Linked DNA regions of Homo sapiens: all the other regions are linked to region 2. Evidence: read pairs that join two places in POLR2A ChIA-PET (ENCODE). Cell type or tissue: A673. All regions are shown on one strand. Each heading gives the region's core, and the rest is flanking DNA. Links, peaks and the distances in the headings are about the cores only.

Evidence for each region. Peaks named below come from ENCODE experiments on the same cell type or tissue, not always from the same donor. Only the 100,000 strongest peaks of a DNase experiment are listed, where the experiment ranks them.
Region 1: POLR2A ChIA-PET joins it to region 2 with 14 read pairs; 2 of 35 experiments call an interaction of 5 or more read pairs at or near these places.
Region 3: POLR2A ChIA-PET joins it to region 2 with 17 read pairs; 2 of 35 experiments call an interaction of 5 or more read pairs at or near these places.

What each region holds. Positions count from the first base shown.
Region 1 is chr13:109,422,064-109,430,026 of GRCh38, forward strand. No RefSeq gene overlaps it. Among named protein-coding and RNA genes, the nearest start is that of LINC00399, 25 kb to the left of the region's middle. RefSeq lists an enhancer at 1,904-2,427. In A673, for the core only: a CTCF peak has its summit at 5,820 (motif pointing right); DNase peaks (open chromatin) are centred at 3,858, 4,558, 5,408 and 5,858; H3K27ac peaks cover 2,562 bases.
Region 2 is chr13:109,663,459-109,671,421 of GRCh38, forward strand. No RefSeq gene overlaps it. Among named protein-coding and RNA genes, the nearest start is that of LINC00676, 61 kb to the right of the region's middle. RefSeq lists an enhancer at 2,085-3,284. In A673, for the core only: no CTCF peak of the experiment used is centred there; DNase peaks (open chromatin) are centred at 3,803 and 4,543; H3K4me3 peaks cover 960 bases; H3K27ac peaks cover 3,909 bases.
Region 3 is chr13:109,739,582-109,747,544 of GRCh38, forward strand. No RefSeq gene overlaps it. Among named protein-coding and RNA genes, the nearest start is that of LINC00676, 15 kb to the left of the region's middle. In A673, for the core only: a CTCF peak has its summit at 4,590; DNase peaks (open chromatin) are centred at 4,250, 4,640 and 5,150; H3K4me3 peaks cover 730 bases; H3K27ac peaks cover 2,384 bases.

The sequences.
Region 1 (7,963 bases), core at 2,034-7,033, 240 kb before region 2:
TGCATTCTTGCTAGTTTTCAACCTTTTAATGAACTGTACATTTTAGTATCAGTGTCTCAATATCTTTAAAAGTCCTCTCTATGATCATGGTATATTCTTACATGTTTTAAGAAAATATTATTTTCTGCAAAAAGGACTTGCACATTTAAGTTTTTTTCTTAATGTATTCGTTTGCTAGAGCTGCCATAACAAAACCACATAGACCAGGAGGCCTCAACCACAGACACTGATCATCTCACAGTGCTGGAGGCTGAAAGATCAAGGTGTCAGCAGAACTGGTTCCTTCTGAGGCTGAGGGAAGGATCTGTTTCGGGCCTCTCCCCTTGGCTTGCGGGTGACTCTGTTTTCTCTGTGTCTTCACGTCCTCTTCCCTCTGTCTGGGTGTGCTACAATTTCCTCTTCTTGTAAGGACACCAGTTGTATTGCATTAGGGGCCATGCTAATAACCTTCACTCTAACTGAATGACCTCTCTAAAGACCTTATCTCTAAATAAAGTCACATGCTGAGATACTGGATTTAGGTCTTCCATATGGGAATTTTTCTAGGGACACCATTCAGCCCATGACTAAATAATTTATATTCTGGGTGTAATTTAAAACATCCTTTTAAATTTCATTTTGTAGAATTTTGGTGTTGCTGTATTTTGAAATTATACCTGGGAAACTTGTAGACTCTCTCATGAATCTGAAAAGCTTTTATATTTATTAAGGATTTTCTGTGTAGATATTCATATCATTTGTCAATCATGATAATGTTGTTTTTTTTTTTTTTTTGGAGTCTCACTCTATCACCCAGGCTACAGTGCAGTGGCACAATCTCAGCTCACTGCAACCTCTACCTCCTGGGTTCAAGAGATTCTTCTGCCTCAGCCTCCCGAGTAGCTGGGATTACAGGCATGCACCACTACGCCCAGCTAATTTTTGCGTTTTTAGTAGAGTCGGGGTTTCACCATGTTGACTAGGCTGGTCTCGAACTCCTGACTTCAAGTGATCTGCCCGCCTTGGCCTCCCAAAGTGCTGGTATTACAGGCGTGAGCCCCCGTGCCTGGCCAATGTTGCTCTTTTCTTTCCAATTTTATTTGACCTTAATTTCCTTTTTTCCTATGGTGCTAACCAGTACGTTTTTCAGAAGTGGGGCTCATAGGTACCTTTGCTTCTTCTTCTCATTTGCCACCATCCTCAGCACTTTCCCATGATAATTTACATCTCAAAATGCACTAAACCATCATGATTGTAATTATATTTAGATGACTTGCTTTACAGGGAGCTTTTCACTAGCAAACGCAGGTGAAAGGTAGTTTCTGAGAGAAGGGTGAGCAGGAATCATTCGCCACTCCTCAGCTGAGTTCACTGCTCTACTCCAGTGACATCAGCCTTGGGTCATCAGATACATTCTGCATTTTCAGAAATATCACCACATCACATATCCTTGTGAGTCTTTGTGCATGCATGTGTGTTTGTGTTGGATGCTTATTTGGATTTATTTCTGTTGAATAAATCTGACAAAATAGCATTAAATAATTCATTAGTTATCCAACCATGGTAAAATCTCTAGTGAGAGCCTCAGAATTCTGAACTTGACCCTGTTCTGTCTGATATATATTTTCTATAACAACTTTATTGAGATATAATTCACATGCCACAAAATCCACTTTTTAAGTGCACAATTTGTGATTCCTAGTATATTCAGAGTCATGTAACCATCACAACTGTCTAATTTTCATCACCACATCAATAAAATCCGTACCCCTACCGGTCACTCTGCAAATCCCCTCTCCCTCATCCCTTGGCAACCAAGAATCTACTTTCTGCCTGTGGATTTGCCTATTCTAGGCATTTCACATAAATGAGATCATACAATATGTGACCTTTTGTGACTGGCTTCTTTCGCTCAACATAATGTGTTCAAGGTTCACACATGTTGTGGCATGTGTTCGTAATTCATTCCATTTTATTACCTGATATACTCCAGTGCTGTTATAAATTTTTCAGTGGGGAGGTGGTTGCAAAGGTTACAGCAGATCAGCTATTGCTGGCTAGCCTCCAAATTGGTCTCTAATTTGAGGTTGATCGGGGTTTATCGATTACAGAACAGGCTCCTCTAGAGGGATATGAAGCACCGCCAGGTCCTTTGAGTTTTAAGCTGTGGCTCGTAGTGTTCTGGCGAGCAGTTTTGTTGATTTAACTGTTGAGGTTTAGGGCTAAGCATAGTGGGGTATCTAATCCCAGTTTGGGTCTTAGCTATTGTGTGTTCAGATATGTTAAAGCCACTTTCGTAGTTTATTTTGTATCAACTGGAGTTTTTTACAACTCAGGTCTCTGTTGACTGTTGCAAAATGGTTCAGATACAAACTCTCTAACACATTGTTTCCCTTTTTTTGTTTACCAGAAACACAGGATTCAATTCAATACTTTTATTTACTTCATTAAAATGAAAATAGGTTGAAAAAGAGGTAATGTAAATAATAGCTAACATTTATTGAGTGGTTACTATGCACCAAGCACTGTGATTTATATACACAACTCATATAAATGAAATTGTAACAACATACACAGGGAGTAGGAACTATTACTGTCTTTATTCCACAGCTGAAGAAAATGAAGCTTAGAGATTTTAAATACCTTGCCCAAAGTCAAACACAGCTAGTAAATGATGGAGCTGGAATCTCAACCCGTATCTCACAGACTTTGCAGGAGGAAGAAAAAAAGGGAGAAGGCGAGAAGGGAAGAAAAGGTGAGAGAAAGAACAGGAGAAATCTGGTCCACTGTTCATGTATTAACCTCCAGGTAACTGTGGTTTTTTAAGTCTTCTTGCATTAGATTTACATGCAAGTACTTTGTCTCCTTAAGCACACAACCGACAAATTTAGCTTCTATAGCAAAGGTTATTTTTTCTATTTCTCTTCAATGTCTTCACAAGCCCTAATATAACACTCTTCTTGGTGCAGATAAATAAATGATGTTGACAAACACCCAAGGTAAACCATTCCGAGTAGACATGTGTAGTCTCCAGGGTGTTATATTGGAAATGACAGCCACACCAGGGTGAAATGCTCAAGCATTTAAAACAATATTCTGGAATTTATGAGTTGGTGCTTAAAAATAATGGCCCCAAAATGCCTCAAAATATGCACACACCAAACAGAACCTCACCTCTGTATTTATTGTTGAGTAATAAAAATGTGTAGAAAAAGGATTTGATGGTAAATAGTCTTATTAAACCTAGGAGCCATGCACACAGCTACGATGGAGCATTGGGCCAAATAATGCCCATTGAGCTGTAATTCTGTCAAGAAGGGACACATAAACACCCCTGATGGAATTAGAGGCTTATACTGGATGGTAAATGTACCTTCTTGTTTATAAATATAATGTCAGATTAAACTGTGGTGGTAGCCATCGTGTCATTACTTCTCAGAAGCAAAACCATGTATGGAATCCTTTAGTTTTTCTTAAGAAAGCTGAAAATGAGACTCTACACATGGGTAAGGTGAAGGGGGCACACTGCTGACTGGAATGAACATGGCAGGAAAATTCTCTTTAAGGAAAATATATAAACAATACAAAATGGTGGGCATTAAAAAAGATTAGCTCTGACATGGGGTGGGGATTTTTTTTCTTTGTCATTGTTCAAAGCTGAATAGCAATAAGATTGCAAACTGCAGCACTTCATAATAGAATTAAACCTCCTTGTATAATGAGGTTCATTATAAATGACATGCATAATTCCAATTCTATTCTGTGTTGATTCCATCTTTTGTTGCTGAGACAGACTGCTTTAATGGGCAAAGGAACCAGGCCACACTTAAAACACACTTAATATTTTGCAGGAGTGTTTTGTTTCCTTTCTTGTTTCAGTAAGTCAGGGTATGCTTTACACAAAAATATCCATTTGGATGTAGCGTTCTTATGTAATAAAGTGTACACCATTCAGGAGAGTATTTTAAAAATCTTCAGTGATGAAATAGTGTATGTAAAGATGTATTTCCTGAGTCAATTTCATCTGCTATTAACCAAAAAAGGCAAACAACATAGGAAAATTGTTTGATTAGTGTGGATTTTCAAGGCTGTATACTTATTACTGCCAGCCCACCACCTCCACCCTCACTACTCAAATCTTTGGAGAAAATCAAATGCAGTAAGACACGATGGAATATCTGAGGAGAAAATAAAGGAAACAGAACTATACAGGATAAATAAAAACAAAGACAGTGCAGGTAAAAGATACACGTAGTCAACTTAACAATGGATTTTAAAACTCCACTGAGTTAAACATGGGACAATGACAAGGTGAACCCACTGCTAGAATGTCCACCACCTCACTCAGCCCCTGCCCCTTCCTTCCTTCCTTCCTTCCTTCCCTCCCTCCCTCCCTCCTCCTTCCTTCCTTCCTTCCTTCCTTCCTTCCTTCCTTCCTTCCTTCCTTGCTTCCTTCCTTCCTTCCTTCCTTCCTTCCTTCCTTCCTTCCCCCCACATCATGGCTTTCCCACAAGGCCCTGGAGAGCGCAGAGAAACACATTTCCAGGGATCTGGTCTCTAGGACACTGCACACCTGGGGAGTCTGCAACCTGATGTCAGCTATTTTATCTGTCCGCTCTGTTCTCTTCTTGCTGTTTGATTACAGAGAAGTGAAGAAATAAGTGCCCATGCTTGAGAAGTTCTCTTCCAAGTGTGGTATCTTGGGCTAAGCTTATCTACTCTAAGAGAATTTCAAATTTGCACATGATTTCCCCACACACTCACCCCAATCCAAGCACAAGCCAGAGAACACTGTGGTTTGCATGGTTCTTTCTGGCACCATTATTCAAATCATTTTGAAGTTTCTTGAATTTCAATAGGAGGCAAAGGCCACCAAATGTCTTAGGTCCAGAATATATTCCATCCTTGCTGCAATAACAATAGATGATTTCATAAACATTCACGTGAATGTGATATACCACATCCAGTCAGGACCAATGAAGAGAATCATGGATTCCATGGAGAAATCAACACATTCCTTTGGCCCTAGGTTCTGTATCATTTCCCTCTATTTACCCATAATAAGGGTTTAAATGTACATCACAGAAAATGAGTTCTACCTGGGATTTCTTCCTTCTCTGTTAAATGTACAATGGTGCTTCAGAGAAGTCTGCAGTTTACAAGTAGTTTCCTGAAAGGGTTGACATCAAACACTGAGAAAAGTCCCAAGAGAAAGTTGCTATGGTGGAGTGAAGGAAGAGATGCTGGGTCACAAGTGCAGCACATTTGTGTGGGCAGATGAGAACAACCACAGGAATGAAAAGGAGGCCATAATTAGAATCATATAAATTAGACATAAAAGAAACCTATTAGTTCATCTCAATCATCCCTAAAGGGGCCAGCATAAGGCCGTTCCCTGCAAAGCATTTTCAATACTTTGTCTATATCATTTTTAACAGGCTTATGAGATGATGTGCTTTCATTATCTGGGTGGAACGGGGCTGTAATTCTTTTAAATAATAAGGAATCTTTAATCTTAGCAGTGAACATTTTAACAAGGAGTTAATGTTTGCAAGACATGTACGGAAAGCAGGGTTGTCCACGTGTTTATGTTTTCAAGTACACATGAAACGTCCCTCAACACAGTCATTTCACAAATATTACCCAACGGCACTCTCAGGTACATGTGAATATTTGCTCTTTTTTCAAGAATCTTGCAATCGATAGTCCAAGGAAATAATCTGTTATCTGTGAAAAGGCTAAAATCAGTAAAAAATAAGAAATGATTTCCTTGAATTATTGTTCCCAGAATTCTTAACAAAGAACAAAAGAGGAAGAGGGGAGACAGGTGGGTTTGGCCTCTCTTCCTGAAGATGGCAGCACTTGACTCAGCAGGTTCAAATACACTTTTGGTTCTGGATCAATTGCCCTAATGTCACTTACAGGGAGAGTGCACGATCTTCTACAATACATGGAGGTGGGGGCGAGACTGTAGGTGAAATCCTAAAACACCTCATAAAAGGGGTAGTCAGCCCTAAAAATGGAAGCTGTGACCTTGAAAGCTTGGAATAAGTCAAGTGGGTGGCCCACAACCAACACGGAGAAGCTAAGTCAAAGATGTTTTTACCAGCAGCTATGCAGAGGGAAGGTTGAGATGCTCTTTGACTTACCAGCTGCATGATCTTTGGCAATTATTTGATCTCTCTAAAGCCACAGTTGTTTCATTTGTAAAAGTTATTTATTTTTTCTTTCAAGAAATACTAAGCATCTACTACGTGCCAGGCCCTCCACCGGATGCTGAGATTACAACAGTACACAAATCCAGCAATGTCTTCTTCCACGCATGTAATGAGGGTGCCAACTCAAGGCTGTGGTGAGGACTGAATTAGGTCATGCTATGGAGCTTATGTTTTGGCACATGGAAAGTGCTTAGTGAGTATTAGCTTGATTGCTGCTATGATAATATCTGGAATTGAGTAAGCCACTTTTATAAGATTTCTGGATACTTATTGATATGGTTTGGCTCTGTGTCTCCATCCAAATCTCACCTTGAATTGTAATAATCCCCACTTGTCAAGGGAGGGACCAGGTGGAGGTAATTGAATCATGGGGTTAGTTTCTCCCATGCTGTTCCCGTGATAGTGAGTGAGTTGTCACAAGATCTGATGGTTTTATAAGTGTCTGGCATTTTCCCTGCTGGCACTCATTCTCTCTCCTTCCACCCTGTGAAGAAGTGCCTTCTGCTGTGATTGTAAGTTTGCTGAGGCCTTCCCAGCCATGTGGAACTGTGAGTCAATTAAACCTCTTTTCTTTATAAATGACCCAGTCTTGGGTCCTTCTTCATGGCAGCGTGAGAATGGACTAATACACTTACCTCTGAGGAACAGATGACAAAGTATGCACTGTATAGTAACATATTTTGGAAAATTGGTATCTTTACATTTTTATTTTCTTAAATAATCACACTTTCAGAAAGAAGAGTTCACTTTTGCTTTCTCAAATTCCTTCCCTCTGAGTCATTCCTAAACGAATGTGGGTTCTCTGCCCACCACTACTTTCAGTTTAGCAATTCCTTTTTGTGCACCTACTGCATGCCAGGTGCTATGACAATATGGGAAACTGCAACAGGGGCTCAGGAACCTCTGAGAGGAGCTCCTGCAGGTGATGAGCAGGAAGTATCAGGCCGAGAGGCAGCACAACCAAGGAAGGAGAGCCAGCACATGAGAGTAATGGGGTCTGGGGCCCCCAAAGAGGTGCCACCATTCACCCAGTTGGTCTTTTCAGAAACGTTTGCTCTGTAGCTCATGCCTAATAGGTTCCAAATTCTGTAGAGTCCACCCCTTAAACATTTTTGAAAATTCAGCCATTACTCTTTATCTCTATTGTCATGTTTTCAATTCAGACATGTGTCCTCTCTCAATCATTGCCATGACTCAGGAATTGAAACTCATTTTGCTGCTGAAACACTAGGGGTTCAGTCTTGGTCCTGCTGCTTGCTGCACAGAAAGCCAATCACTGAGATGATGAGTACTGCCAGAGAAGAAGGCTTTAATTGGGTGCTGCAGCCAAGAAGATGGGAGATCAGTCTCAAATCCCTTTCCCTGACTGACTAAAATTAGGGGTTTATATAGAAGAGAAGAAATGTAACCTTGTGTAGTAAAACAGGAAGTAGGGAGGAGTGAGGAAGAGGAGTTGGTCAACAGGTGGCAGGCAATCAGTTTGGCTATTATGATCGTGATGATGAGGGGTCTGGAATCTCATTGTCCAGATGTGGTGATCTGGTGAGTTTCAGCTCCTGATACTACCTGGGAGCCCTGATGGTTGTTTTTTGAGAAAAGAACTCAGATAAGAAAAATGTATCCTTCTCAAGTTTTAAGATGGGAGGATCAGTTTCTATGTTTATTCAAAGAAACCATAAACATCAGTTCTATGAGATAATTGGGTCAGTTTCGGATTCACCCTGTAGAGTTCCTCAACCTTGGCATTGTTGACATGTGGGGATGGA
Region 2 (7,963 bases), core at 1,680-6,679:
ACAGGTATGCCTCACGATGTCAGTGCATGGCATCATGATGAAAACCCCCCTAAGTTTGCCAGTGTCCTCAGTAAAGGACAGTGAGACCAACAGATGATATCCATCAGCTGCCAACCCAGGAGGGCTGGAAAGATTGCCTAGCCCTACCAGTGTGGGTCAAGTAATTTTTGTTCTTGGAATCTAGTCAAACGAACACCCAATAGGAAGAGATCAGAGAATCTTAGGACCCAGGATAAGGGCAGCACTAAAAATAACCAAAGGTATCATTTATTCTGTGTGATAAACCTCCCACTCACCCCATCGCGTGCCATCATCGCAATAGTCTGGGGAAGTGAGTACCGTTACTATCTCATATGGGCCATGAGAAACTGAAAGCTCAGAAAGGAACTCCAACAAATTTACAAGAAAAAAACAAACAACCCCATCAACAAGTGGGTGAAGGATATGAACAGACACTTCTCAAAAGAAGACATTTATGCAGCCAAAAAACACATGAAAAAATGCTCATCATCACTGGCCATCAGAGAAATGCAAATCAAAACCACAATGAGATACCATCTCACACCAGTTAGAATGGTGATCATTAAAAAGTCAGGAAACAACAGGTGCTGGAGAGGATGTGGAGAAACAGGAACACTTTTACACTGTTGGTGGGACTGCAAACTAGTTCAACCATTGTGGAAGTCAGTGTGGCGATTCCTCAGGGATCTAGAACTAGAAATACCATTTGACCCAGCCATCCCATTACTGGGTATATACCCAAAGGATTATAAATCATACTGCTATAAAGACACATGCACACGTATGTTTACTGCAGCACTATTCACAATAGCAAAGACTTGGAACCAACCCAAATGTCCAACAATGATAGACTGGATTAAGAAAATGTGGCACATATACACCATGGAATACTATGCAGCCATAAAAAATGATGAGTTCATGTCCTTTGTAGGGACATGGATGAAGCTGGAAACCATCATTCTCAGCAAACTATCACAAGGACAAAAAACCAAACACCGCATGTTCTCACTCATAGGTGGGAACTGAACAATGAGAACACATGGACACAGGAAGGGGAACATCACACACTGGGGCCTGTTGTGGGGTGGGGGTAGGGGGGAGGGTAGCATTTAGAGATATACCTAATGTTAAATGACGACTTAATGGGTGCAGCACACCAACATGGCACATGTATACATATGTAACTAACCTGCACGTTGTGCACATGTACCCTAAAACTTAAAGTATAAAAAAAAAAAAACTTGGCTACTGTCACTCCACCGTGTGTATTCATCTCCTAAGGGAGATGCTTACATTCAAAGGGGGTGCAATTATTCTCTCTCTCTCCCTCACAGAGTAGGAACCTGAGACACAGAAATGATCAGCGGGCTGCCTGAGATCACATGGCTAATGAGGGATGAATTGAACATTCTCAAATTCTCATTCACCACCAACTCCTCATGTCCTGTGCTGCCCCACCTCCCAGGTGGGACTTGCAGGTCTTTTAAGAACTTGCATTCATTGACACTATTTTGACGACAGTAAACTGGTAGCAAAATTAATGTGAGCACATTCAAATACAATTTATTTTTTAAGCAGCCTGGGAGAGTGGAAAAAGCACTCCTGGGCTCAGCCTCCATCACCTGCTAGCTGTGAGCTTCTGTACAATCTCTTCACTTTTTCCAATCCCCCCAATGTCCTTCCTTAGATTGAAATCGACTCTTTAGAATCAGCACATTCAAGGAGGTAAAGTCACAGCTTGTCTTGCAGCCCAAACCTCCCATCCAATAGGCCCATGGCAAAGAACCCACAGGCTGGGAGCTTCGCATCAGGCGTCCTTGTTTTTGTTTGAGCCTTTTCTTTCAAATATATGGATAATGACCACGTTTGGGGCTAAACATAAAGCATTCTATTCATTAGGACCATGTCACGGACTTGTGGCATGTGGGAAATATTACCATGGCTACGGAGGAGGTGCGTGTGGATGCTGGCAGCGGGGAGGGAGCCCATGCCTGCCTGGTTGCTGCTAAACAATAAGTCAATCTGTGTTTCACTGGGGTGTTAGTGTTCTGTTCCCTCTCACCTCCTGGAGACCAAGGATGTCTCCCTGACATCAAGCTGAGCAGTGGGAAGCTGAGATATGAGAGAAGAAAGGGCCTCCGGGGGACTGTGTGCAGGTGATGGCCCTGGAGCTTCCATTCAATTATTCCACCAGCATGCACCGAGTGACTGCCATGTGCAAAGCAAGCCAGCAGTAAGCTACATTCTATCAAGGAGACAATATGGAGAAACTCTGCAAGGAGCTTCCACACACCGGATGCCCTTTCATCACTCAAAGACATAGTTTCCATGCCAGTCTTAGGGCAGTAAGTGAAAGGCTACAATTAGAACAGACGAATCCCAAAACGCAGAGCCTCTGCTGTGCGCGAACCATGAGTCAGCACCTCCACGGTGCACTAAGCGTGAGCTGGCACCTCCACGGTGCACTAAGCGTGAGCTGGCACCTCCACGGTGCACTAACCGTGAGCTGGCACCTCCACGGTGCACTAAGCATGAGCTGGCACCTCCACGGTGCACCAACCGTGAGCTGGCACCTCCACGGAGCACTAACCATGTGTAGGCTTTGAACTAGTCTGTTCTGGAACCTTGCTTTGCTCAGGAGGTTTTTTCCTGTTCCTTCCCTGTGTCCAGTCCTCTTGAGAGAGGAAAACCAAACCATGCTGCCGCTATTCCCTTTCTTGATAACAATCTGAAATCATTCTGGCCAAACTGGGATGGGCACAGTGCTTTTCCACATTGACTTTTTTTCTGCTTCCCATGTTTAGGCTCAAATTTCTAAAACGGACCAGAGATGTAAAAGGGATATTCAAGTATAAAGTCCTGTATAAACGTAAGGCATAAATATTATGATCCTCATCACTTTTAGGAGAGTGAGGTAGAATGATGATTTTAAAAATTAGGAACAAAGTTACTTCTTTGATCTCTTTATTAGCCACTTCTAATAATCCCTGTCCCACTCATCCTAAAACCTCCAGCCCCCTCCAGTCTCCCATCCAGCCACACACAGAATTACCACAATCTAAATGCGCCCTTTGAATCAGACAATACTCCTATTGCTATTAATAATAATATATTGGTTAGTCACCATTATAAAGATTTTACAAAATACATTTATGGCATCACCAGCCAACACATAACAGGTTACTTTTATTAAGTTGCATTTGTTATCCCTGATCTTCACAGGATTCTTACAAGACAGGTATTAATATGCCCACTTTTATGGTTGGGGAAGGATGATTCACAGTTACGGAAACTTGCTCATACTCAGGAGGAAGCTAAGCCATCTTTCTGGCCCACTACCATTGTTTGATTTCACAGTGCTGGACAGCTGGTGTCACCCTCAGAGGCCATAGGTAACCACATCCCCAGATCCTTAACAGCCAGGCCCCCCGCCACCACATAACTTTGGGAAACACGGAAGCCCGGAATGCAGCCCCATGGGCTCTAATCCAGGTCAACTGGGTGGGACACCCCGCCCCCGCGTACAGGCACCCCCACCCCGCCCCTGCTACCTCTCTAGGTCTGAAAGCCCCAGCAATAAGTCTCATCGGACCCGAGCTGCGATTATTTATGCCTTCCTTTCATCTTTGCTTCGGTCTCTTGGTCAGGGTGATTTCTTCATCCTTTTTGTAGAAGGCTTCCCTTTGCATTAGCAGCTTTGCTATAGTTCTAGAATAAATGAGCACAGGAAGAAGACGCTGTCATACGGGACCGATCCGTGTCCACATGAAGTCATCAGATCGGTATGGGTGAGTGGCAGGCAAATCCGGTGTGGGGAAGCGGCAAAGCCTGAGGAGCCTGCACTTATCAAAGATTAAACACTTTCAGGTTCTTTAAAGGACAAACTCTGAGTTTTCCCAGCGTAGTATTTGAGCTATTTGAGGGTCTGAAAAGATATCACACAGGTTACCCTGCGTTTTGACAGCCTTTCCTTACTTTAATCCAAGCCTGTGGCAAACTGGTTGTAAACTATTACTGAAGAAATGGCTCTATATTTCTATTCTCTCTCTCTTTCTCCCTCTCTTCCCGTTTGAAATGAAAACACAGTTCTTTCATTAGCTCATTAAAAAATTTACTCCTTTGTGAATATTTTGAAATCACAGAGCAGATATATATTTTATATCAAAGACTCCAGTGAAATATTGATCACCTGTGTGTTTCACTCCCTAAATTCACCATAACTGTGCCTACGTGGCTTGTTTCAAATACACATCTTACCCTCCAGTTTGAAGTTTAAATCATTGTGGTAGGCGTTGTACAGAGGATTGCTTTTTTATTTTCTGTGCTTAAGTGCAGGGCAGCCAAAACAAGAACATAATTATATCGTCAGAGTCGATAAGCGCATCAAGCCTCTATCAGATCTTGCTGGGCTCAGCAACTGCCTCACAGGAAGTGCTGGGGAGCTCTTCCGCCACCAAATCCATTTGGCTCTATTTAGGAACTAAGTACAGGAAGGTAGTTATTGTACAAGATTAGTTTCCTGTAGGCCATAAATTGGCAGTAGCAGAAAAATACAGGATGAATTTATTAGCGTGCAAGGTCAGCTAGAAGGAAGACAAGGCTGAGCGATTGCGCTTGTTTTCTTTCATTTAGCCCACCTCCTGGACCTCAGGGCTGAAAAAGACCCTCTAACTACTTAATTACTTCTTAATAGTTTTAAGCAAATTCAAAAGGCCTGCGCGTTGCTAAGTGCCTGAGGTAAGAGCTGCCTGGGCTAGGTTAGGAATGCCTGTTTGGACTAGAGTTTCTGAAACCTGACTAGGCCCCTTATAATCTGAGGCTTTGTGAGTTTTCTGCGTTTTTTTTTTTTTTTTCCTGCCTTATTTGGTGTTGATTGGCCAAGCATTTACTTTGAAGCTAGAATTTTATACTTGGGAATAAAGGAGTAGCTTCTAATAGTGAAAATATAAAATCCATCAAGTCAAAAATATTGTTTCCAACCAGAGGTATGATAATGTGATAAACATCTCTGTAGATATTTGCTTTAAAGAGAACAAGGACAGATTGCATTTAAAAAAATTTTTTTTAAAGAATACCACTTCAAAAACACTCATTTAAAGGTAGCCCAAAAGGTGGAATGACCTCCTTACACAGACATTTCTACCTTCAAGGAGAAAACCTCGCTCAGTTACCTGAGCCTCTTTACCATGTTAGACACATGTAATTCACATTTTAATTATACTCAGCATCTGCAGTGAGTTATGGGAGACCCCTCCTTCTCCATCCCTGCTTCCACTGGGCCTGCTCACGCTGCCTCTCCTCACAGATACCCTGGTGGAGCATACAGGGCTGGATGCCTGAAAGTAGAAAGGCAGAGTCCTCTCTGTTCCTTCCTAGAAGACAACCCTGTTTTGGAATATGCTTTCCTGATTTCTTAGTAAACTGCAGCACTTTGATGCTGTAAAAAGCCTCATGATCAGCTAGCACCAGCTCCTGTCCTGCCATTTGCAAACAAAGGGCCCAGTTAACCTTCACTGGGTGAGGCCATCCTCCCCTGAGGGCAGCCCCGAGGGGTGAGAGGAGCCTGAGGGAGGAAGGCCCGTTCAGAGACAGACAGGGCTGCTGTTCCCGGAGGTCCAAGGGATGTCACTGCTTCTCTATTGTGGACATTTGTCCAAGCTGTACTGTCTTGATAAAAGAGTTTGAGAGCATTTCGAAAGCGCAGGTCTTAAAACAGATCTCCAGGTGAATTTCACAGCCCCCTTCCCCAGAGCACAGACGCAGAGTACCCCACACAGTGTTCAGGTGCCCAGCCTTGCTCTGGGGTAGGGTGGGGGCAGGCATTGCAACGCTCCGACATTTGCTGAACGACTGGGTCACAGTAGCTTGGCTGATTTTCTGTTCCTGTCACTCCCTGGAGATGTGGGTCTGAGGTGAGCTCTGGCACCAAGCCTACCTCTCTGGCATTGGCTAGAGCCTCCGTGTCAGGCCAGAGTCAACCTCTCGTAACCTTTCCAAAGCCAATTATCACAACACAGATTCAGAAATTAAGGGAGAAGTTCAAAGCCCAAATTGTGCCAGAAGGAGCCTTCGCAAGGCAGTCTGAGGCCAAGCAGTCGCAGGCAGTTTCTTCATTTACTCACCAGGGAAGCTGAAGCCCGGCATTCCTGAAACAAAGATAGCTTTTCTTTTCCTTCCCATGTTGTTCTGAAGTAGGTTTTAGCCAATCCCAAAAAATCTCAAATCAACAAATTTTTAGCCCTAAATAATGATGGGCCCAATTACCTGCTCTCTGCCAAGCATACGACAAAAAAAAAAAAAAAAAAAAAAAAAAAAAAAAAAAAAAAAAAACATAACACAATTCTTCACTGAATCTCCTGGATTTCTTAGTCCAGGCACCCTCAGAGACATATGCTTAGATCCTACGTCTGCTTCTATAGAAAATACAAAGGAACGTAGCTCTGGAAAGGAGGGAGCGTGAGATTCTGAGCCAGAAATGTTCCTGATAGACTTTGAAAATGATTTGGAAGTTCTTGCTGACTATCTCCCTGCTATGAAGCCGCCCCGAGTTAGATGTGAAGACTAAAGTGGAAGCCTTCAGCAGCCTGTCCTCACCAGCCTGCTCCTCTGTCTTCCACTCTACCCTGGGCTGCGACCCTGAGCAGAGCAGCCAGCTGCAGTGTTACTCCATTGCTGGAGGGCTCCTCTGTGAACCCACAGGAAGGTCCCTGCCTCACAGTGGGTGACGGTGCATCCTCCACCTGCTGAGTGGTGTGACCTCCACACCTGCTGGGACGCATGGTGGCTTGAACCTCACTGTCTCCACTTTGCCCAGCAGCAATCTTGCCTTTCTCCCCCCACCTCAAGACACCCACCACCTACCTCTGTGGCTTCACAGGGCAGATGCCCTGTTAAGTTGTGGTGCCTGTCCCCAGCACTGTTTAGGGTTTTTTTTGTTTTTTGTTTGTTTGTTTTTGTTGTTTTTTTTTTGACGGAGTCTCGCTCTGTCACCCAGGCTGGAGTGCAATGCCAAGATCTTGCTCACTGCAACATCCGCCTCCTGGGTTCAAGCGATTCACCTCCCTCAGCCTCCTAGTAGGTGGGACTACAGGTGCCCACCACCAAGCCCGGCTAATTTTTGTATTTTTAGTAGAGACGGGGTTTCACCATGTTGGCCAGACTGGTCTCGAACTCCTGGCCTCAAGTGATCCGCCTACCTCGGCCTCCCAAAGTGCTGAGATTACAGGCGTGAGCCACCGCTCCCAGCACATGTTATTAAAGTCATGGACACCACCAAGTGCTCAGCTTCAGAACAGCCATGACTGTAACTGTTAGACCCAGGAATGGGAAGAGGAAAAAGAGTCTTCAGGGCCACCAAGTTCTTTTGCTGCAAATCTTGAAAGGTTATCAGAAGCATAAAATTGATTATCTTCACCCACACCCAGCAACCACACACACGCACTCCTGACTTAGGGAAAGTTATATGCTGTCGAAGAACCAGCGGTAGCAAATGCTTTTCCTCACCAGTGAGTTCAGAAAATCCTGCATTTATCTGGCCCAAAGTCCGCATCTCAGATAAAGTCTGAACGTGATAACTGCAGACCAACAGCAGTCCTATCCCAAAGCTCAGTCAAAGCCACTCTCAAGCCAGAGAACAGACAGGACTCAGACAGGGTCAGAACACAACAGTGCAACATCACTGAGGAAGTAAACAAGTCACCAAAGAAACACCAGAGAAATTCGTGGACAATATTCCAGGCATTACCATGTTAGGGCTAGCATGTTAAAAGACAGCATATTGTATTGGTGTGTTTTTTTAAATTCTTACTGAAAAGTTAGAAAATGAGGAAACAAAATGTGGTATATATCTCTTTAATGGAATATTATTTAGTCATAAAAAAGAAATGAAGTGCTAGCACACACTACAACGTGCATGAACCTTTAAACATTACGTTAAGTGAAA
Region 3 (7,963 bases), core at 2,034-7,033, 76 kb after region 2:
ATCAAAAGGTCAGGAGTTTGAGATCAGCCTGGCCAACATAGTGAAACCCCCGTCTCTACTAAAAATACGAAAATTAGTAGCGTGTGGTGGCACACGCCTGTAATCCCAGCTACTGGGGAGGCTGAGGCAGGAGAATCGCTTGAACCCAGGAGGCAGAGGTTGCAGTGAGCCGAGATTGTGCCACTGCACTCCAGCCTGGGCCACAGAGTGAGACTCTGTCTCAAAATAATAATAAAGAAAGGAAAAGAAAATGATTGAAGACACAGTGACATTAAGTTTCATAATTTTTATTTAATCCAAGTCTATCCCCAAAAGGATTATGCCTACTGTACTATATTATACGGCATGAAATAGATGATCCTGTAACATAAGGGATCAGATTCTATGCCAACTTCTAACACTGTGGCTTAAGAAGTCAGACCCAAGAATGTTGTTCAATTATTTTATCATTAGCCTAATTTATTTCCACCCTGGATTTTTCCATGATAACTAATTCCACACTTCCTCTGGATCCCCTCTTTCAGTTTCAGGATTCAGGAATGGCTTCGGGGAAAGAGCCCTTATGTTTTTGCTTTCAATCCACTTGTGTTTCCCTTTGTCAAGAGACAAATGGGAACTGCACCCCCAAACTGCATGATGTTCTTGGCAGAGAAAATCCCCAGACCACAGAGGAGTGGTATCTGCAGAAGATAGAACGAGAGGAAGCAGCTCAAAGACAAGGTTCCAGAATGAGCTTGCACCATGGGATGCAGCCAGTGGACAGTGACTGACCAGGAAACACCTGTGATGGCAAGCGGCAGTGACGAGCGAGTCAGAGGTGACCGTGCCGGAATTGAATGTGCGAGCACTGCTGTTATAAAGGAAAAGAGGAAAGTGCAGGCAAGGACTTTTATTCTCATGTGCTGATTATACCAATTCATATAGATGACGTCTGTGTGGGCATTCAGATGGGCATTTTCAGTTCAAATGATTGTGTGAACATGAATCGCCTAATCAAAATTAGATCTTTATTTTCTCCTTTCCCAGTCGTACCCTCAGCCCAACAACATTTAAAGGTGAATGGATGTGCAATATTGGCACGAATGGACGTGACACACAGTAGGCCTTTGTGCACCCTGGAAGGGAGGGCAGATTCTGCTTCAAGTGTGCTGGAAGACATGGGAGGGATCTGAACTGGCTGACGCTGCACTGTAGTAGGGAGAATGGAGTGGAATGAGGGGAAGGATGCCAGGGGGAGGCCACTTAGGAGGCTGCTGTGTAGCCCAAGCAAGAAAGGATGGCGACTTTTCTATCAGGGGAAGGGATGAGAGGAGGTTGGACTGAGACCGGGATATGCTCTGAGGTCAAGGCGACAGAGTTGCTGAAGGATGGAATGTGGGCTGTGAGATGGAGGAGTCCTGGCGAGTGCTCGGCTGGTTGGCCTGAGTGTGTGGACGGCTGGTGGTGCCGTTTATCGGTGCAGAGAAGGCTGGTGGGAGGGCACCTTAGGGGTGGGCTGGGTGGGTCTGTTCAGGAAAGACCACGCTTTGATCATGTTGGTTTTGAGGCATGTGCAGGCTAGGCATGTGGAGATGCAGAGTGGATTTGAGTGCCATCGGCATGCAGATGGACTCAGGCCATGCGATCTTGTGAGATGCCAGCCCAGGTCTTGTTCGGAAGAGGCAGAGTATGTTTGGCTGCAATGGCTGAGTGGGGCTTAGATTCAGCAGGAGGAGCAGGCCATGGCAGGGTGAGACCTTCTGTTTGAGAAGCTAGGCATGGGGCATCCATGGCACAGCCCTGGGAGTTGCCGCGCAGGCAGCAGTGGATGTGAGGGTGGAAGTCAAAGTTGAGGATGTAGATGAGGGAGCTGAAGTCATGGGGGGATGAGGGCACCTGGGGAAGGGGTGTCAAGCAAGAGAGCGGTGCACAGATGAGAACTCTGACCTTTATGAGATGGGAGACAAACGTGCGGATGAAAGGTGCGGTGTCACACAAACTCCAGTCGAGAGGCAATAAATATCTCACATCTCAGCTGCATCGTCCTTTCTAACCAAGCATGGAAATTCTGTCTGGCAAGCCGTCAGGTACATTTGCAGAAAAGGAGAAGGAAAGTCATTGAGGGCCACACTGGAGTGAGACAGGATCAGCAGGAAGGGAAAGAATCAAGACCATGATGTTTACATGACTTCTGGTTACTTCTCCCCAAGCTCCAGAAGGCAAATCTTGCATGGACCTCTGGCATGCATGGGTGGCTGCAGAGAGGCCTAGAGAAGAGGCATTCATTTGGGGTGAGGCTCCTCCTCTCTTTCAGGGATTTTACAGGGATCCTTCCAGCCAGTGGGTCTGTGCTGGATCCTCCACCAGACACCCCTAGTCAGGGCGGAGGCCCTCAGCACTCCAGCCTCAGAGCCCAGACAGTTCTGGTTCCCAGCTCCCTTCCTGCCATGTCTGTGAGTCCATCCTCCTGTTCCACCTCAGGACTTGTAAGGCGTATTACTGTGCCCCCTGGGTAAGGCAGAGTTTGAGGAAGAACGAATAAGGTGAGGGCCACTGACTTTCAGGATTTAGCTCCTCTTCTCAACATGCATTTCCTGTCTACTGTCTGCTTCACATCACCCACCCCTCACTGTCCGAAATGCGTGCCCCAGCCCAACATCAGCATCACCCAGGAGCTGGTTAGAAATGAGGCTCTCAATCTCCACCCAACCTCCTGAATCAGACTCTGCATTTTAACGAGATCGCCAGAGAGATTTGTGTGCATGTTGACATTTGAAAAGCATTATTAGGCACAGTGGCTCACGTCTGTAATCCGAGCACTTTAAGAGGCCATGGTGGGCAGGATCGCTTGAGGCCAGGAGTTCAAGACCAGCCTGGGCAACAAAAGAAACCCCATCTCTACAAAATATTTTTTTTTTTGAGATGGAGTCTCACTCTGTTGCCCAGGCTGGAATGCAGTGGCATGATCTCAGCTCACTGCAACCTCCATCTCTCAGGTTCAAGCGATTCTTCTGCCTCAGCTTCCCAAGTAGCTGGGATTATAAGCGTGTGACACCACGCCCAGCTAATTTTTGTATTTTTAGTAGAGACGGGGTTTCACCATGTTGGCCAGTCTGGTCTCAAACTCCTGACTTCATGATCCACCCGCCTCGGCCTCCCAAAGTGCTGGGATTACAGGCATGAGCCACCACGCCCGGCCAAAACATTTTTAAACATTAGCCAGGTGCGGTGCATGCCTGTAGTCCCAGCAACTCAGGAGGCTGAGGTGAGAGAATCCCTTGAGTCTGGCATTTCGAAACTGTGGTGAGCTCTGATAGCACCTAATGCATGCCAGCCTGAGTGAAAGAGTGAGACCCTGTCAAGAAAGAAAGAGGAAAGGAAGAGAGAGAGGAAGGAGAAGGGGAAGAGGAAGGAAAGAAGGAAAAGCAGTATCATATATTATTTAATGACACTTCACCCAAGGTTTTCCAAATAAAAACATCCAAAGAAACTAGACAACAAGCATCCTTACCTTTCAATAAAGGACTCACTTGACAATTTTAGGTATGTGCCAAAGCACCAAAGCAAATTGTTGATGTTCAGCTTAGTAACTGACATGGCTTCAATACCTACCCGGCATGGTGCTTCGCTCACTCTTTAAAGACTACCTTTATGCACTTTTACTATTTCACTGCCACGCTAAACATCTAAGCGATCATATCCTTATGCCTACTGATTATGAAGTCCATGACATTCAACAACATCAACCCTTTGCCCACTGCCCCACCCGACTTGAACCAAGTTTTCCCAAGTTCAATTCCTGGGGCCTTTGATAGTTTCATGCCTTCTCCACGTGCCAGAGACAGAGAAGAGTGAGCTCTATCGTTTTTGGGGGTCTACTAGTTTTGCCTTTATTATTTAGACAGCTTCAGGTCAGCTTCTTCCTTGTATACCAGTCACAAGTGGGTTTTTATTTTACAAAGAAAACATAGAAGTTATCATTTTCTAGAAAAAGGTACAATAACTATTTCAAGACATATTTTAGATATACTTACAGGCACACCTTGGAGCAGTTCAATAATTAAAAATTTCATCTGTCTGCCTGACCGCCAATGCAAAGGAAACATAATTAAAAGTTTTTTTGTTTCTTCTCCAAGATAATAGTTTATAAAGTAGCTTAATGAAACACTGAAAATCCAGAATGGAAGAGGACGTGTGAAATCCCCTTTCCGGTGTGAACTTATTCTTAAACAATCAAATGAAAGTGCCCGTCAGCCTTTGCAAGATGCTAACCATCTGGCCCCTGCATCCTGTCTGAGTCACCCGATAAATAGCTGCAGGTTGTTTTAAGCACACTGCGCCCTGCACAAGCTGTTTTGCTCTGCTACTCACTGCCCTTAGGTGCAGATATTTACACCCGGGGTTGAGCATATTTTCAGCCACACCTGGATGCCTCGAGGTAATTAGGAGGAAACTTTTAGCGGAAAGGAAACAGCATACCTTTGAGTAGCCCGATTGTGTATGCAGGAGAAAGGTTAAGTAGGAAGAGAGGGGAGTTCTCTCCTGAATTGAGTAGCTTTGCTTCCTATTGGAAAAGTGTGCAAATGAAAGGAAGTAGAAATGCTAAAAAGCTCTGTGACTGCCTCCTGCTGTATTCAATTAGCCTTCCAGAGGATGCCAGAAGGAAGGCTCAATTACCAGAGCGGCTCCAGGACTTAAGAGAAGGCTGGAGGGCAAACCAAAGGGGCTGCCATCTTGCAGACCTGGTGTGAGACCAAGGCGGGGCAGCTGTGTGATTGGATTATACACGGGAACCTTACTTTAGTTTCTATTGCATGGCCAGAGCTATGCATGCCACCTTTTGCATGGAGTCTTGAAAAGTCACCTAATTTTAATAAAGCAGAAGGGGAAAGCGATAAGAAGAGGGAGAGTGCATCTCTCTGAAATGCCTAAGCATCGGCCTTGCGGGAACCGGCCTCATCGAGGAGCAGGGCCACCACCGTTGGAGCATCGGAGGAGCATCGGAGGAGCCCTAGCTCTGGCCTCTTGGCTGGACGTCACTGTTTCAGGCCGAGCAGATAAAAGCAGAAGGCATTGACCGTGAGCCAAGAGCTCAGTGTTTTCAGAAAATGGACTGGACGGGAGGAAAGAGTGTGAGTGTGCTTTGAGAGCAATAAACAAACTATTGGCTGCCGGCCAGGGAGGAGTGTGCTGACATCTTCAAGCGGATCCTCGAAAGCTCCACAGAGCGGCTGAGGAAGCCTCCTTAGGGCTGTGGATGGGGTGGCGGGGCAAGGGCTGCCGTGGCGCCATGCAGCAGTGGGCATCGGGCCTCAGCCACACCCAGCAGGGAGGCCAACAGCAGAATCCCAGGCAAACGCCCCTAGGGTTCGCCCCTCATGCCTCCACTCCCTGGCCTGGCTCTCTGAAGGGCAGGGCGGTGGAGGAGAAGCAGAGCCAGGCGGTGCCCTCCGCCAGCTCTAGCTCAAAGGCTGCTGGGGCTGACGGGTGGAGCTTGTGTAGACGAAGCCCCTTACCCTGGAAGTGAAGGTTATGGGGTTTCCTGGAGGGAGGGCACTGGGCCTCGCTCTTAACTGAGGCTTCCCGTCCCCCGAGGGAGGGTGATGAAGGGTGTCCAGACACATCCACGGGGACAAAGGAGGTTGGCAAGGCTGACCGCAGGAGTTTCTCCTCTAATGCCTTTCAAATGAACAGGTCTGTGTCGCTGCTCCGGGAGCGCCTGCGCTCACATACCCCGCGGTGCACAGTTACCAACCAGATCCTACCACGCCACTGCGGACATCGCGGTTTCCGGGAAGTCTCTGGCCTTCGTATGAAAAGACAGCCCGACAGGTTGAATTCTTTAAAACCTTATCTTTGGTTATTTTAATAGGATATGACAATCTCCTCTCCTCAGCATGTCGATAAATGTTTATTGCCCTTTACTGTGTGAGAGCAGGGGTCCTGCCGCCGCTTGTTTTTATTTTCTTTTAGACGGCGTGAACATTTTTAGCACGTGTAACCAATGATGGTAATTAAGATTATAATAATGCTGATGCCAACATTTATATCAGTGGATACAGAAAATACACAGCCTGATTATTTTTTATTACTCGTACCCATAAAATTAAAGATCTTAAACATGGGATGGAGGGTGCATCCGCATCAAGATTTTGTTAGCATGAGACCGAACCCATTCAGCCACGGCCTTCATCAGAAGCCTTTTGAGTGATGAGACAGTGATGAGATAGCTCGCGTTATCCTGCAGCACAGAGCTGCGCCTGGTCACGGCAGGGTGCACCGGCTCTCGGGCTTCAGACAACAGCTTATCAGTACCTTGCCCGTGTGCAAGGACAGTACTCCTTGATGCCCTGAAACCTCCGCTCCTACTAACTGTCCTTGGACACGTCGGCATACAGAGAATCAATCGTACTCTCAGCAGTGGTTTCTGCAGCAACTCTGGGTCATGGAAGAAGCCAAGTGCATTGTTGAAACAGCAGAGCCCAGGCAGTGCCCCGATAGAAACCAGGTATTGAGTGCTTGCACCCGTTCCTGTGCAGGCGGGCGTCACGCACACCTTCTGCTGGAAGACACACTGTCTACGTGAACGCCCAGCCTCCCTGTGCCCTGCCTTGTCTTGTGGAATATGTCGGCACCCCCAAAGAATACACCTTCAAAGCCAAAGGGGAGTTTCTGTCTGTCTGCTTCACACTGTCCTTCCTCCTCTCCCACCCCTTCTCTGTGTGAAGAAGTAAAGCAAAGCTCTTAATGATCACCCTTAAATGGCAAGACTTTGATAGACTGTTTCTATAATAGGTTCTCATTGAAACATGGGAGTTCTAAATAGAGAACTGTTAAAAAGTGGAATGAGAGATGAGGGACCGAGTCGTGGCCCTCCTTCCTGGTCTCCACCATGTCAAGTATGCCTCCACCCCGGGGCCTTTGCACCTGCTGCGCTGCTCTTCCTTCAGGTCCCCACAGTAGGCCCTTTGGGAACTCTGATCAAGTGTTGCCTTCTCCGAGAGGCCGCCTCTGACCATCCCCTGGAAACCAGCCTTCTCTCCCCCACGCCTGGGCTATTCCTCCCGGTTCTTATCTTCATCTTGTGTTTCATATTTGTTTTACTTGCTGATCACCAGAAGAAGGCCTTATAAGTCCAGGCACTCAGGCTTCCTCTCCACTCGATCTCCAGTATCCAGAAGCATATCGGATGAGGAGGAGAATGCAATAGAAATTAGTCGCAGAAATCAATCATGGAGAAAGGAAATGTTCTCAGTGAGGTGTTTCAAATATGCAGCGTACAAGACTTAAGTGGAAGACTCACTTATAAAGTAGCTGACTCGCCCAGCAGAGGCACCCATTTTTATACTTTCCCCTTTCACCTTTCTTGTGGATAAAGCCAGTGTGATGGCTGGAGCTTCAGGAGCCACGTTGGACTATGAGGCACCTTGAAGACAGAAAGGTGTGCACTGAAAATGCTAAAGCTGAATGACGGTGGGAAGGTGGGTCCTGGGAAGTGATGGAAACCCCGTGCCAGCCTTGGAATGCCCACATCTGTCTAGTTTCATCTGAGAGAATAAAACATTATATATGTTCCAGCCATTGTTGTTTTGGCTTTTCTGCTATATATAGTTAAAGGTTTCCTATACATATATCAGAGAACCATTGGGATTCAATTTTAGTCACTTATTATAATTCAACGAATGCACTTTACTTCTCTGAGCAATGTTATGCCTTCATAAAGCCAATAAAACAGCGTAATTGTTGAAGAAATTGTGCAAATATAGAATACAATCATTCAAGGCAACCTAGTCTCTTAGCCTGCGAGTGTTCTAGATGTATACAAGACAAATGCATTCATTCAAATATTCAACAAATATTTGTTGAGTACCTACTACTATGTGTCGTGTATTGTGTTAGGTTCACTAAAACACAGTAGGAAAGAGCTGGAATTGGAATAAATGCTTTGAATTCTGACTCACTGCTTATTAGTTGTGACCCTGAG